Linked DNA regions of Homo sapiens: region 1 is linked to region 2. A link is an interaction called in ENCODE POLR2A ChIA-PET data of the cell type or tissue named here. Cell type or tissue: GM12878. All regions are shown on one strand. Links, peaks and the distances in the headings refer to the core of each region. The heading gives the core; the rest is flanking DNA. Region 1 overlaps RNF111 (ring finger protein 111). Region 2 overlaps SLTM (SAFB like transcription modulator).

What was found. Peaks named below come from ENCODE experiments on the same cell type or tissue, not always from the same donor. Only the 100,000 strongest peaks of a DNase experiment are listed, where the experiment ranks them.
Region 1: POLR2A ChIA-PET joins it to region 2 with 7 read pairs; 5 of 35 experiments call an interaction of 5 or more read pairs at or near these places.

What each region holds. Positions count from the first base shown.
Region 1 is chr15:58,998,700-59,007,041 of GRCh38, reverse strand. The region is part of intron 1 of RNF111 (ring finger protein 111); the gene reads right to left. Among named protein-coding and RNA genes, the nearest start is that of RNF111, 15 kb to the right of the region's middle. In GM12878, for the core only: no CTCF peak of the experiment used is centred there; no DNase peak of the experiment used is centred there; H3K27ac peaks cover 1,037 bases.
Region 2 is chr15:58,922,787-58,931,128 of GRCh38, reverse strand. All of the region lies in intron 2 of SLTM (SAFB like transcription modulator), which reads left to right. Among named protein-coding and RNA genes, the nearest start is that of SLTM, 6.7 kb to the left of the region's middle. RefSeq lists an enhancer at 3,248-3,747. In GM12878, for the core only: no CTCF peak of the experiment used is centred there; no DNase peak of the experiment used is centred there; H3K4me3 peaks cover 704 bases; H3K27ac peaks cover 692 bases.

The DNA.
Region 1 (8,342 bases), core at 189-8,188, 76 kb before region 2:
GGCTGAGGCAGGCAGATCACAAGGTCAGGAGTTCAAGACCAGCCTGGCCAAGATGGTGAAACCCCATTTCTACTAAAAATACAAAAAAATTAGCTGGGCGTGGTAGCGGGCGCCTGCAATCCCAGCTACTCGGGGGGCTGAGGCAGAGAACTGCTTGAACCCGGGAGGCGGAGGTTGCAGTGAGCCAAGATCATGCCATTGCACTCCAGCCTGGGCGACAGAGCAAGACTCCATCTCAAAGAAAAAAAATAAATAACTGTAAACAAATATTTGACTCTAGTTAGTGACATGAAACTGTAGTTTTTTACGGGTAAAATGCACTGGCGTCTGTAACTTTATTTTTTTTATTTTTGTAACTTTAAAATGCATAAAAAGCAACAGGTTTGGTTGATGGACGGTTGGAGGAACAAATAGATGGCTAGAAATGTAAAGCAAAAAAATAGCAAATTGTTAATCATAGAATCTAGGTGGCAGGGAGATGGGCGTTCACTGTACAATTCTTTCATCTTTTCTGTTTGCAATTTTGCATAATAAAATGCTAAAGGGAAAACATTTGATGAGCAGAGTATCAAACACAAGAGTAATAATACTACTACTTACATGAAATTCTAAAACAAAGAAAACTCATCTATGATGTCAAAAATCAGATGAGTAGTTGCCTGAGGCAGGAGATGTGGGTGGCTGATGGCAAAAGAGCACAAAGGAACTTTCTAGAGTGATGGAATGTTTTATGTCCTGATTGGGGTGCTAACTGCATGGACAGACACATTTGCCAAAATTCATCCAACTATACATAAAACGTGTGCCTCATATTGTATATAAATTATACATCAAACATCAACTTGGTTGGTTTTTAAAATAAGTTCACTATATAAAATCTGGAATACACAGAAAAAGCAAAGAGAAATTAAGTCCCAATCCCATCACCCTAATAAAATCACCAACCTTTCCTTCTCTTGACAATGACCACGCCTACTGGAGATAAAAATATACTTTAGATGGTTTTCCTTAGAAGGAAATACAGAAATAGTGACTTCCTAAATTTTGGAATTCTTTGCTCAGGCAACTCAAAATGCATTGATTTAAATCTCCACATCCCCATCACTGCTGTGACTCATTAGCAAATTATTAATCATTCTGTGCCTGAATTTCCTCATCTGAAAAATGAAAATATTTACCACAAAGGGTTGTTGTAAATATTAAACAAAGTAACATATGCATATGATAGCTTTTATTGTTGTTGTTTTAAAGATGACGAGTCAGCTAGTTTTTAGAAATCGTCCAGGCAAAGACGTCCACAAGCTTCTTCCCTCTGAATTCTTCCCCCTACCCACGATCACCACATATACATATACATACATTTTTTTTTTGGTACGACTTCAATCCTCTAGCTACACCCACCTCAAACTAGTCTAACTTATTCAAGTGAACCTCAAATTCCTCTTGAAGATTAGACCAAAACACTGAGTTGTTAAAGGCCAAAGCAAAGGTTGGAGTAACAAAATAAATAAAAATAAAATCAGAAAACTAAATTAAAAAGATGACAGCTGTCCTGAGAATGCGGGATCTAATGTTGGGAGCAAAACTGCCCAAGGAAACAATTTCTCTTTGAATGAAGTCCAATAAGTTTATTTAGATAAAATTTGTTTTTACTCTACATATATGATTTAGGTCAGTCAAAATATGTAATCTGGAGAATAGTAATGAAAGCCTATGTTCTAGAGGCTGGGTGCAGTGGCTCGTGCCTGTAATCCCAGCACTTCATGCAGGGAGGACTGCTTGTGCCCAGGAGTTTGAGATCAGCCTAGGCAACATAGGTGAGACTGTCTCGACAAATAAACAAACAGTATGTACTAAAGAAAGAGAACTTGAGTTGTAAGAGGAAAACCAGGAAGACTTACTGACACTTTAATGGCTGACAGTATAGGCATACTGAAAGTTGGAATTTGGGAGAACACCTCTAGATAGACATCAAGCCCATAAAGTGAACTTGACAAGAAAAAAATAATTTAAACCATGTAGGAGATTATGCTTGCCCTTCTGCTCACTGATTATATGCCTAGAATCAACACAAAATAGGAGATTAAATTTTGCTGCTCTCCACTGGGTCTCACTTCCCAAGTGTCTCTCAGAATGTGAGCATCTTACTATGCTGTCAGATTCTAATATTTAGAGCCATTTATTTTTCCCATATTATAGGCCATATACACAAACCTACTCTTTCTCTGATATTTAACAATGAAAACATGATTTATTCCAATAGTGGAGGGAAAACGGGAAGTGCTAGACTTCCAGAGACTGCATATTTATAATGTATATTTGGGCAACTTTAGGGATTTCCAAGGTTATCTTTGACTAAATGCCATTTTTGCTTTCCTTGGATCAGTATATTCAGACAGTGAAGTGAAAATTCTTGTTACAAGAAACAAAAAACACCAAGATATTAAACAACTCTAGAATACTGGTTTGGGGAAACCAAGAATTCATTATCCTGCATACTGATGTCAGCTACTTTATTTAACAAACCTTTTATGGTTTGAATTTTTACTGTACGTCACTGATCAAGGTGATAAAAAGATAGTAAGGTGCTACCCTTTCCTAACAAATTTCATATTCTAGATAAAAATAGTAACCTTAATCCTAATGTGAATTCTTGTACACGTTAAGTCTCATCTACACACATTTACCTATATACTTTTTTGCAATCTTCAGAATTTTAGTTTCAGTAAACCTAAACAGCAAGTTCCTTCTGTTGGAGATAATAAAAAGAGACAACTAAGGATCAGTAAAGATAATTGGGAGAGAAAAGAAGGAGTATTTTAAATTGAAGCTTGTTAAAGGAAGATAACTAAAAACAAAGTTGAGACCTTAAAACTGCTAATCCAGAACTGCCATCTATGAGGGAAAAAACATGCATTCACACTGGAATAAAATAAATAAATCCAAGAGTCTGGGAAGAGGGTTTCAAAAAGATCAACTCAGCTACGGCAAGGAGGATAAACACAGGATAGGTCACTCAAACTTCTTCCATCCCAAGCATCTGGAATGAGAACAAAACCAAGAAAAGTCAATCAGGAAAGAGAAATTAATTTTACAGTAGCTTATTAATATTTTAGAAGATACAGTATCACTGACAATACATTAGCTATCACTTATTCATTTATGGTTCTCATTCAATAAATATTTATTGAAAGCCTATAATGAGCTAGGCACTTGTTTTAGGCACTGGCATCAGCCACGAACAGGACATAGAAAGTCTTTGCTCTCATGGAAATTACATGCAAATGAGACCAAAAAACCAAGATAATTTTAGAGCGAAACACGTGCTATTAAGAAAATACGCCACGTGCAGTGGCTCACACCTGTAATTCCAGCAGTTTGGGAGGCTGAGGCAGGCAGATCGCTTGAGCTCAGGAGTTCAAGACCAGCCTGGGCAACACGGCAAAACCCTGTCTCTACAAAAAATTTTAAAAAAATTAGCTGGGTGTGGTAGCACGCACCTGTAGTCCCAGCTACTGGAGAGGCTGAGGTGGGAGGATGGTTTGAGCCTAGGAGGTGGAGGTTGCAGTAAGCAGGGATCATGCCACTGCACTCCAGTCTGAGCAACAGAGCCAGACTCTGTCTCAAAAAAGAAAAAGGCCGGGTGTGGCGGCTCACACCTGTAATCCCATAACTTTGGGAGGTCAAGGTGGGCAGATGGCTTGAGCTCAGGAGTTCCAGACCAGCCTGGGCCACAGGGCAAAAGCATGTCTCTACAAAAACTTAGCTGGGTGTGGTGGTACATGCCTGTCCCAGCTACTCAGGAGGCTGAGGTGGGAGGATCGCTTGAGCCCAGGAGGCAGAGGTTGCAGTGAGCTGACATTGAGCCACTGCACTCCAGCCTGCGAAACTGAGTGAGACCTTGTCTCGAAAAAAGAAAAAAGAAAATTAAACAGGCAGTAGGATCACTTGAGGCCAGGAGTTCAAGGCTGCAGTAAGCTTTAATAGCACCTGTGAATAGCCAACTGCAATCCCGCGCTGGCAACATAATGAGATCTTATCACAAAAAAGGAAGAAAGAAAACAAAACAAATGTAAAGGTTGACCATCAACAGGATCCTCTCTAAGAAGCTAAAGACATGAATCATGACAAGAAACTAGCCACTAGTCAGTCAAGCCACACAATTCTAGAGGAAGAGTATTCCTGGGAGAGAAAAAATAGGAAAGACTATGTGACAGGAATATGCCTAACAGGTGCAAAGAACTAAAAGAAGGGAAGTGGAAGGAAAGGGAAATGGCACACAATGACATCAGAAGTAGTCAGGGCCAGATCAGGTAGAGCCTGTAGGGAACTGTGTGCCACATTTTTATTTCATTTTATCTTTACTAAGAACTATAGGGAACTGAAGATTACAGAAGTGACTTGCCTAAGACCTGATAGCAAAGCCTGGATCTAAATGACTATCTAAGTTGTTGAGTTTGGTCACTCTCTCTCTTTTTTTTTTTTTAATTAAATGCACAGTTATGAGGGCTTTCACTCAGAACTTCAGTTCCCATGACTACTTTTACATAAGATTATTACATATGTTACTCAACCGTACTTCCCGTATTTACCATGCAGATTTTCAGGAACTTGTCCCTCACATAAGAATGTTCTAATAAAGCATGGTAACTGCTACAAATAACAAAGTACCAAATACCATGGGAAAACGGAAGGGACAGCTATTAATTCTAAAGGAAAAACCTGAAAGAAGTTTAAGAGTTGATCTTTAAAAGTAAAATTTCAAGTGGAGAATAAGGATAAGGATACATCAGAGAAATGGCGGGAAGATAGTCAAGAAAATAGAATGGTGAGTTTTAACCAACACTATACAGTAGTCTCCCCTTAACCACAATTTACTGTCTACGGTTTCAGTTACCTATGGTCAACCATGGTCCAAAAATATTAAAGAAAAAACTCTAGAAATAAACAGCTCACAAGCTTTAACCGCTTATGAATGCCTACACAGTGCCCATGTCATTAACCTCATTTCGCCATTTTATCATCATTTTCCGTCATCACAAGAAAGGTGAGTACAATATTTTGAGAGATGACATTCACACAATTTTTATTAAATATAGTTATAAATTTTTTTATTAGTTATTGCTATTAATGTCTTACTCTGCCCAATGTATAAATTAAACTTTATAATAGGTATGCATGTTGTGGCTGTTAAGCATCTACTGGGGGTCTTGGACTGTATCCCTCATGGATAAGGGAGGACTACTGTACTTAGTTCTTTAAACATGATTTCATAAAAAATAAAATAAAATCCCATGATAATGTATGTTTTGTAGGTGTTCTGTAACAAATCTTATATCACATGATTTTCTTCACTTAATAAAAGTATTAAGTATTTTCTATTAAAGAACCTAGCTGTCAAAATAGACTTAGTCTTCCTAAAGTGAACCTATTCGCCAAATGTGGAGAGCCCATTTCCATGTCACTAATATAACTTTTTCCTGGTAAAACTGTCATGATTATCAAAAGCAAAAGTTCACATTTTTTAAAAACATGGTAAGTTATACAAGACCTTTATTTCAAATCTCCCTCCAATCCCCACTAAACTGATAGTAAAAAGAATTTTTTTTTAATCAACAACAAAAATAGGAACTAATAGCAGGCAAAGTAGAGATGGCAATAGAATCCTGTTACCTGATTGACAGGAAATCCAGAAAAGAGAAGAGAGGTAAAAAATGGCTAAGAAGTTATCAAAGGCAATGTAAATATTTCATATAACTGAAGAACATGAACCCTTCATACCTCTGTTCTCAGAGACCACCATTCTCCTCCTCACCTACTCCACTAAAGCCCCAGTAGTTTCTAGGCTATTTCTCAAGCAGGTCAACCATGCTATGGCTAGTCACGCTGCCTTGAATGCTCTTCCCCCAGATAACCACGAGGCTCACTCATTCACTTCCTTTACATCTGTGTTCAAATGTTTCCTTATCCATGATACCTTCCCTGACCACCTCACATTAGTAGTTAATACCAACATTAAAATTTTTGTGGAAAGGCAAAAAAATAAAAAGTTAACCCCACCCTCTATCTTCCTTTTCCAGCTCACTTATTTCCACAATGACCATCTACAACTTTGTTTCCCCACCAGAGCAGATTTCGTTTTGATCACTACTATGTGCCCAAAAGCTTAGAACACATATTTGGCATTCAATAGGCATTTGCTGAATTGTTCTTTAAAATAATCAAAAATTCTGACATAACTGAAAGATGGGATGAAAGGAGAATAGTGGGCTCATCTACCATCAAAAATTGGTTAATTCTCTGCAGCAGCAGTTATCTTTTTTTTTTTTTTTTGAGACGGAGTTCAGCTCTGTCACCCAGGATGGAGCGGAGTGGTGCCATCTTGGCTCACTGAAACATCTGCCTCCCAGTTCAAGCAATTCTCGTGCCTCAGCCTCCCGAATAGCTAGGATTATAGGCGCCCGCCACCATACCTGGCTGTTTTGTATTTTTCGTAGAGACAGGGTTTCCCCAAGTTGGCCAGGCTGGTCTCAAATTCCTGACCTCAGGTGATCCGCCTGCCTCGGCCTCCCAAAGTGCTGCAATTACAGATGTGAGCCACCAGGCCCGGTCCTGAGGTCCTTCATAATCTTAAAAATGGGCCGGGTGCCTAGCAGTTTGAGATCAGCCTGGACAACATGGTGAAACCCGTCTCTACTAAAAATAGAAAAATGAGCCAAGTGTGGTGGTACATGCCTGTAGTCCCAGCTACTTGGGAGGCTGAAGTGGGAGGACTGCCTGAGCCCAGGAGGCAGAGAATGTAGTGAACTAAGATCTCACCACTGCACTCTAGCCTGGGTAACAGAGAGAGACCCTGTCTCAAAAAAAAAAAAAAAAAAGGGAAAAAAAAAATCACTGGAAGATCTGAAAAAGCTTTTATTATATGGGTTATATCTACTGATACTTATTGATATGGTCTGGATCTGTGTCCTCAACCAAATCTCAGGTCAAAGTGTAATTCCCATTGTTGGAGGTGGGGCCTGCCTGGAGGTGACTGGATTATCTGGGCAATTTCTAATGGTTCAGCACCATCCCTTTGGTGCTGTTCTCATTATGGAGTTCTCATGAGATGTGGTTTTTTAAAATTGTGTGGCACTTCCCCCTTCTCTCCTGCTCCTGCCATGTAAGACACCTACTCTTGCTTTGCCCTCTACCATGAGTAAAAGCTCAGAGGCCTCCCCAGAAGCAGATGCTGCCACGCTTCCTATAAAACCTATGGAACCTTGAGCCAATTAAACCCCTTTTCTTTATAAATTACCCAGTCTCAGTTATTTATAGCAGTGTGAGAACGAACTAATACCCTTACCCTATTAGAAAGTAAAACTCATAAATGCTTTAAAATGTATTATTTTAAAACTGCAGTAATAGGCCGGGCACAGTGGCTGACACCTGTAATCCCAGCACTTGAGGAGGCTGAGGTGGGCGGATCACCTGAGGTCAGGAGTTCGAGACCAGCCTGGGAAACATAGTGAAACCCTGTCTCTACTAAAAATACAAAAATTAGCCGGGTGTGATGGTGCATGCCTGTAATCCCAGCTACTCGGGAGGCTGAGGCAGCAGAATTGCTTGAACCTGGGGGGCGGAGATTGCAGTGAACTGAGATTGCACCACTGCACTCCAGCCTGGGTGACAGTGTGACTCCGTCTCAAAAACAAACAAACCCCACTGCAAACCCATTATATCTAATATAAGTAACTTTTATTAAAATATTTTCAAAACTTTAATAAGAGCGGTAATGCTATACATTTTTTGCAAATCTCTCTAATGACTAGCTTAACAGAAGAAAACTGGATTGTCACATCTGCATCTGTATTCCATTTATCATGATATGCTGTTCTGGTTAAATTATAAGAAAATCCAGTTTCACACAAATATGTAGTTGAAAAAGGGAGTAGTATATTTAATAACCTTTTCAGGTAAGTGTGGGTGTTATTCCTCTTTGATACTACCCCAAAACTTTACAAAGGCAGTTTGAACTTAATTGCAATGTGGAATTTGAAACCATATCAATGAAACCTCATACTATCAGTGAAAAAACAACTGCTCGATACTGCACTTTACATAGATCTTTCACCCAGACATGACTTTGTAACATCATGGTCATCTGAAAAATATTGTTTCACCAAGTTACGCACCTCTTTCAAACATGACACATTTCATTATGTAACAGTAAAAAAATAAATTTTGTTAATAACACAACCAATCTCATTGCAAAGTCCTGAGAAACTGCCAAAATTACAGTGACTGATAGGCGTTTTCCACAATTCTAATTTTTGCTTGAAAGTTTGAATTTTATTTTGGCA
Region 2 (8,342 bases), core at 62-8,061:
CAACAAACCAGAGGCTATTTCAAAATGGAAAACGATAGAAATTCAGAAATAAGTATATCAGGAATTAACCATGTGTCTTGCAGTAGTTTTGATTCATATCTTTTACCTAGCATGCTGTGCTAGTTTGACAGGTACTGTGTATTAATCATAGTCCCAGGTTGTTTGAGTTGACTATTATTTTAGCATTGAAAATAAACATGATTTATTCCTTTCTCACCTACTTTTAATTTCTCTGTATATCCCTTTTTCAGTTTTGACTAGGAACATCATTTATCTCTTATTATTAGAAATAATTTCAGCAATATAAAATTTTAAGGGTTTTTTCAATACATTTTATGACAGGTATATATATCTATATATATGATATATAGATTATATATAGGTGTATATATATCATATATGATATATATATATATTTTTTAATAGGGTATTGCTCTGTTGCCCAGGCTAGAGTGCAGTGGTGCCTAGCTCTTTGCAGCCTCAAACTCCTGGGCTTAAGTGATCCCTCCCACCTTAGCCTCCCTGGTAGCTGGGACTACAGGCATGTGCCACCACAACATTTTAAATAAGTAAACATTATTTATTTTTATCAGTATGTTTGCTAATTTTTTTCTTTGTATGGGTTATACTTGAACTTTATTCCATAACTCTGATGTTAAGAGGTCTTAAGGTATTCAGTTAGAAGTTGTAACATTTGGGGGCCGGGTGCAGTGGCTCACGCCTGTAATCCCAGCAGTTTGAGAGGCTGAGGCGGGTGGATCACCTGCGGTCGGGAATTCGAGAGCAGCCTGGCCAACATGGCCAAACCCCATCTCTACTAAAAATACAAAAAAAAAAAAAAAAAAAATAGCTGGGCATGGTGGCGCGCGTGCCTGTAGTCCCAGCTACTCGGGAGGCTGGGGAGGCTGAGACAGGAGAATCGCTTGAACCCAGGAGGTGGAGGTTGCAGTGAGCTAAGGTCACTCCACTGCAGTCCAGCATGAGACCCCATCTCAAAAAAAAAAGAAGTTGTAACATTCAATCATTTGTTTGTAGCAGGCCTCATTCTAAGAGATGCATGACAAAAAGCTCTAGTCTTCTTGAAATCCGGCTATCATTGTTATGAAAATCTTGTGAATTACAAAGAATATAATGTAAATCTCCAACTCCAAACAGTTTGAATTAATTTACAATAAAGATGCTTATTGATTCAATTATTTTATTTTTATTATTTTTAATATGAGAGATTTTGAACCCAGTTTACTTATTAAAGAATGCTCTTGTCTCAAATTCCAAGCGCTACTGATCATCTTTAGAGCCAGTTTTGCTTAAATGCGTCATACCAACTCAGTTCTAGCCTTCTAAAATGGCAGAGTTCTAAAATGGCAGAGATGTTTTCTCTGCCATTTTACAAAGTGATAAGATTATTTTAGGCCGGGTGCAGTGGCTCATGCCTATAATCCCAAAAGGCCAAGGTGGGAGGATCGCTTGAGTCCAGTAGTTCAAGACCAGCCTGAGCAACATAGTGAGACCCTATCTCTATTTTAAAAAAGAATTAAGATGTTTAAATAATAACTTTTAGAAACCAAATTTGTATAGGGAAACTTATTAAAATATCAATAATGAACAGATTTGAAAACCAAGGATATATTAAATATTGTTTTAATGTGATGTCCGTTTTTCTTTTCTTTTCTTTTTTTTGAGATGGAGTTTCGCTCTTGTCACCCAGGCTAGAGTGCAATGGTGTGATCTCGGCTCACTGCAACCTCCGCCTCCCGGTTTCAAGCGATTCTCCTGCCTCAGCCTCCCGAGTAGCTGAGATTACAGGCATGCGCCACCACTCCAAACTAATTTTGTATTTTTAGTAGAGACGGGTTTCTCCAGTTGGTCAGGCTTGTCTTGAACTCCCAACCTCAGGTAATCCTCCCGCCTCGGCCTCCCAAAGTGAGCCACCGCACCTGGCTGATAATCAGTTTTTCAATCAAGTTGCTGAATTACTACATTCAATTCTTTTTGCCAGATCTTGTTTTACTTACTGGTATCTACATTGAAAATAATTTCATCTTGGTTATGCCACTTTTCCTTCAGTGCGCCTGTTTTCTCTTTTGTAAAACTGGAAATTTTACTAGGTCCCCTGTAAGGCTCTTTTAGTTCTGAAATTTAATAATTATATAGACAAAAATGAGAAGAAAATGCTTTCTGTTTAACTAAAATGATGTTTAAGGAAGCAACAGGTAAGCTCATAGGAAATCAGTATCGTTTTTCTTCAGCACAAATTATTAGAAAACGAAAAGTGCCAAGAAGGGGATTACGTAGAGGTAATTATGTAGACATCAGCGAGACATAATATATAATAGCTGGTCAGGAAAAGAAATGATTCTTATGACAATATTAAGGTAGTGAATAAAAGTTAAATGACGAGAAGCTTCATAGGTATGGAAAAAATACTTTGGTGAAACATTGAGCTTATTCTTTTATAAAATAACTATAGGGTAACTTTCTTTTAAAAATGTATGTTAAAATGATTCTATTTAGAGAGGTTAGAGGGAAAGGAACCTACATTTTTAAGTTTCTCCTAGAATATTTTTTAAATGCAGCTATTACAAGCACAAACAATGTTGATAATGTTATAGTGGGCTCTGACATTTATATCAACATATTTATAAAATTCCTTTACATGTAGTTAATAGAGTAGATGTTTGTATCTTAGAATGGCTTTCCTGAGTCTTCACACTCTCTTTGTTATGAACTTTTAAATAAGTAACTTAGGAGAAAGCTTCACCCATTGAAGTTTACGGTTATATTAATTGGGTGTGTGTTTAAAAAGTAGTTAAACAGGTAGAGCTAACTTCTCATTAGGTTGTTTTAGAGATTATAGATTTAAAGACTTTTGGTTTACCTGATGCTGGCATATCCTTTTCTTTTAAAATTTCAACCTTTAAAGTCACCAATTAACTTCAGCAAAAGTGATGTGGTTAATCAGTACAGTATTTAGAACTATATGTAATGCAATACTTACCGACATTAAAACTAATTTGCAATACCTGGCAGCTTTAAAAAGACTAAAAATGATGTGTACAATCTGATTTTTCTTCTATAGAAACAAATATATTTTGAGGTTATAGGTTTGGCCAAACATCTAATGTATAATTTTTTGTGGAAAATACCACAGACTACATATTTATAATTAAGTACATGTTTACTCTGTAAAGCTTTCTAAAACTGGTATCAATTAAATGTAGTAATCAGCCATATAAAGCACATTTCATATAACACAGTATCATAGTGTACTGTAATTAGCTTTTTTCCTCCAGCTGTAGTATGTTCAGATGTTAAGTAACACTTTAATCAGAACTGTGGCATTGAGGAGGACTTTGGGCGTATAATTGTTATAGATATTTCTTAGGTACCTGAAAGGCTGAAAGCTCTGAAGGCCAGGACATAGTTTTTCATTTACCTCTGTCTCTGTAATGCCTGGTGTAGAGCATGGCACGTAATAAGTGCTCAAAAAATATTTGTTGAATGAATACTGAGGGCCTTTTTGGGGCTTTCTTAACTGCTTTTAGAAATACCTCTTTTGGGCCAGGCGCATGGCTCACGCCTGTAATCCCAGTACTTTGGGAAGCTGAGGTGGGCGGATCACCTGATGTCAGGAGTTTGAGACCAGACTGGCTAACATGGTGAAACCCCGTTTTTACTAAAAATACAAAAAATTAGCTGGGCATGGTGTTTCGCATCTGTAATCCTCGCTACTTGGGAGGCCGAGGCAGGAGAATCTCTTGAACCTGGGAGGCAGAGGTTGCAGTGAGCTGAGATTGCGCCATTGCACTCCAGCTTGGGCAACAAGATCATCATCTTTAGATAATCTGTTCATCTTTAGAAACTTGGTCTCAAAAAACAGAAAACAAACAAAAAAAAGAAATATCTCTTTTGGTGCCTATTTTAATTGCATATTTCTTTGTAAGAAGCAGGTATATCAGGGATTAATAGTTTTTATCTTTTTTTTAAAGGTGCCTCTCTCAAGAGCATAATGGCTTCTCCTTACACATTGATATGTAAAATATACTTACTTTTAGAACACATGAATCATTGCATCATCCTTTTATTCTTTACCACATTGATGCTGTGTTGAAAAGCCTCTGAACCTTGCTGGAATACTGTCCAACCTCAGAGGTTGTATATGTCATTTTCATTTCACAAAATTAGCCCTTTTATCGCAGCCATTAAAACATACATTTGGCCAGGCGCGGTGGCTCACACCTATAATCTCAGCACTTTGGGAGGCCGAGGTGGGTGGATCACAAGGTCAGGAGTTCGAGACTAGCCTGGCCAACATGGTGAAACCCCCTCTCTACTAAAAATACAAAAATTAGCCAGGTGTGGTAGCATGTTCTGTAATCCCAGCTACTCTGGAGGCTCAGGCAGGAGAATCACTTGAACTTGGGAGGAGGAGGTTGCAGTGAGCCGAAATGGTGCTGCTGCACTCCAGCCTGGGTGACAGAACAAGACCCTGACTCAAAGAAAAAAAAAAAAAAAGGTAATCCAGAAAAGTACAAAAAAGTGAAGATTACCCGTAATCCCACCACCCTGAATTTATCATATGTAGCATTTTACATATGATATATATACATGTTTATAATTAAGTACATGTTTACTCTGTAAAGCTTTCTAAAAGTTAATCTAATATAGTAATCAACCACATAAAGCACATTTCATATTACAACACATGTTGATCTAAGTTGTGTAGGTGTATGTGCAAGTACTTACAGGAGGTTTATGTTTAAAGGTTTTTTCCCCCCTTTTCAACAACTAAAATAGATTCACACCATACATGGTGTTTTGTTGAAGGTAGATAGAACTTAAATATTTCTGTAGTCTGGAGAATCAAAAAACAATAACCTTCCGTCTATATTCTTCTCAACAGCTTCTGTAAATAGATTCACTTGTCTTAGTGGCTCATGATCTGCACTCTGCGTTAGTCATTTGAATTTTAAAAAATACAGATAGCAGGCTTTCACTCCCCATAGAGTTGGTTTGGGTTGTTATGTTGGGGGCCCAGGCATCAGTATGTATTTTCTAAAAGCTCCCCAGGTGATTCTTACATACACCTGAAGTTAAGAACTAACTAATCTAAACTAAAGCTTGAAATTTAGCATCATTTTTATTCATCTCTCTGCTGGTCAGTTTCTAGATTATTTTATATACTTTTCAGTTTTCGGAAAACTTCTACATTGCTTTATTTGATTCTCACAACGGTGCTGAGAGTTAAGCAGGACTATTTTCTTTTTACTGGTAGAATAGAAAGGTAATTCATTAAGAACCCAGTTAAATTACCTTTGACAGTCTTGTGTTTGTAGGCACACCTGCCTGAAGGAGTGTGCCGGAATTGTTTATTCTGTTCATCTTTAGATAATTAATGTAAGATATTTGAAAAATATACCTTTGGCATATTCTAGGTTTATTATAATGAATGTGAATTATCTTTGTAGTAATTTTTCAAAGTGACCTATTGGGCCAGGTGGGATGGCTCACTCTTGTAAACCCAGCACTTTGGGAGGTGGAGGCGGGTGGATCACTTGAGGTCAGGAGTTCGAGACCAGCATGGCCAACATGGTGAAACCCCATCTCTACTAAAAATACAAAAACTAGCTGGGCATGGTGTTGGGCACGTGTAACCTTAGCTACTCAGGAGGCTGAGGCAGGAGAGTCACTTGAACCCAGGATGCAGAGGTTGCACTGAGCTGAGATTGTGCCACTGCACTCCAGCCTGGGCAATAGAGTAAGACCCTGCCACAAAAACAGAAACAAAAAACTCAGAGTGACCTATTGTATGACTGTTGTGTTTAAGACAATGTGCAAGGCCTTTCAGAAAAATGATTTTGTTAGTAAAATGTCAGTTTAATAGAAGAGAAGCTAAAACACTTGCAAACAATACAAGGCATGGCCTGTGATTAAGATACTCCATGCAATTGGGAAGAGGTTGTTGCTGGAAACATTTCAGTTTGGCATATCTTCTTAATCTTCCCCTCCCTTGCAACAGAAATTTTATAACTAAGCTTTTTTTTTTTTTTTTTTTAACATTTTATCGTAGCTCTTGTGAATGTTTAAGGGGAAAAGTTACTCAGCCATAAAGTATTTTGGCAAAATGATTTTAAAATTTCCTTAGGCTGGGAGCAGTGGCTCACGCCTGTAATCCCAGCACTTTGGGAGGCCAAGGCAGGAAGATTGCTTGGACCCAGGTGGTTGAGGCTGCAGTGAACCATGACTGCCCCTGCACTCCACCCTGGGCGATAGAGCAAGACCTTGTCTCAAAGAAAAGAAACTAATTATTAAGTGGGATTTGTTTTTGTTTGGGAGGTATTTCTGAACTTAAAAAGGAAAATTGCAAACCATTATAGGGACTAGTTTGCCTTTGGAGGAAAAGGAAAATTGCAAACCCTTATAAAGACCAATTTGCCTTTGGAGGAGAAAGCCAATTTATCATCCAAAATCCTCAGAATTCTCAAATACAAAAAGTTCTGAAAACTGAAAGTTTCTTCTTAAGTTTGGTGGCAAAAGTTATTTATAGTCTTGACTTATCCCATTTGATGTGAATCTGCTTACATTTCATTGCACAAAATGTTTCTGTGATTGTGAAATACTGTTCCAGAAGCCACTGGGAGGTTTAACTTAATAAATAGTATATGCAACGTTTTACTCTTCTAAAATCTGAAAATTGTGAATTCTGAAACATATCTCAGAGGGTTTCATTAAGAATTTTTGGGCTTATACAAATTTATGCTACATAAATGTTTATAGTCTTGTCTTTCTCTGGTATATACGTTTTTACTTTGCCATTTTACTTTAGGCCCTCAAATCATGCAAGTTATATTTTAGATTTTGTTTTTGTCATTTCAAAATAGCTATGTTACTACTATGATAGTTTAGGATGTGATAGGTTAATCTTGCTTTCATTTTTTATTTTGTTATTCAGATTATGTTTACTGCCCAATTTATTTTGTAGTTTTTTCCTCAAAGCGTAAAAGTTTGGCTTCAGGCCAGGCGTGGTGGCTCACGCCTCTAATCCCAGCACCTTGGGAGGCCGAGGCCGGTGGATCACTTGAGGCCAGGAGTTCGAGACCAGCCTGGCCAACATGATGAAACCCTGTCTCTATTAAAAATACAAAAATTAGCTGGGTGTGGTGGCATGAGGCTATAATCCCAGCTACTCAGGAGGCTGAGTCAGGAGAATTGCTTGAACTCGGAAGGCAGAGGTTGCAGTGAGCCAAGATAGCGCCTCTGCACTGCACTCCAGCCTGGGCAAGAAGAGCGAGACAGTGTCTCCAAAAAAAAAAAAAAAAAAAAAAAAAAGGTTTGGCTTCAATCTGCCTTACACTTTCAGTTAGTTCCTTTATCCTGGTCATGCCACTTTCACAGTTTTGCGGCAGTTGCTAGATTCCCTGTAGGACAAAAGAGGTGAAACTATTTAGTTGATTTGCTGTAGGAGCTTTAATAGCAAAGGTTTAAATCGGGTAGACATAAATGGTTACTTGACTCTACAAAAATGTGCTGAAGATAGTGCCGCTTGTCGGAATTTAAGGGTGATTTGGTCTTTAAAATTCTTTCTCGTGTGTGATATTACAAAAGTTAGGGACCTGCAGAGGTAGTGACAGGATGTATTGACAGGATGGGGTTACACACAAAGTTAGTTGAACTGCCATGTCACCCCTTTCTCCCAGTTGGGCCAAATAGAAATCCAGACCTTGTTTTCTTGTTTTTAACTTTTAGAGATTATTTTATTTATTTGTTTGTTTTTGAGGAGTCTCACTCTGTCACCCAGATTGAAATTGAGTGGCACAATCTTGGCTCACTGCATTCTTGACCTCCTGGGCTTATGGTATCCTCCCACATCGGCCCCCCTAGTAGCTGGATGGCAGGTGCACACCACCACGCCTGGCCAATTTGTGTGTTTTTTTGTAGATACGGGGCTCCACCATGTTGTCCATACTAGTCTTGAACTTCTGACCTCAGTTAATCCTCCTGCCTTGGCCTCCCAAAGGGTTTGAGATTACAGGTTCAAGCTACCATGCCCGACCTGTTTTCCATGTGTCCAGCATAGGACTTACTCCATTATCAGTCAGAAAATATATAATGCGGCTAGGTGCAGTGGCTCACCTCTGTAATCCCAGCACTTTGGGAGGCTGAGGTGGGCTGATCACTAGAGGTCAGGAGTTCGAGACCAGTCTGGCCAACTTGGTGAAACCCCATCTCTACTAAAAATACAAAAATTAGCTGGATGTGGTGGCAGCACGTGCCTGTAATCCCAGCTACTTGGGAGGCTGAAGCGGGAGAATCGCTCGAACCCACAAGATGGAGGTGGCAGT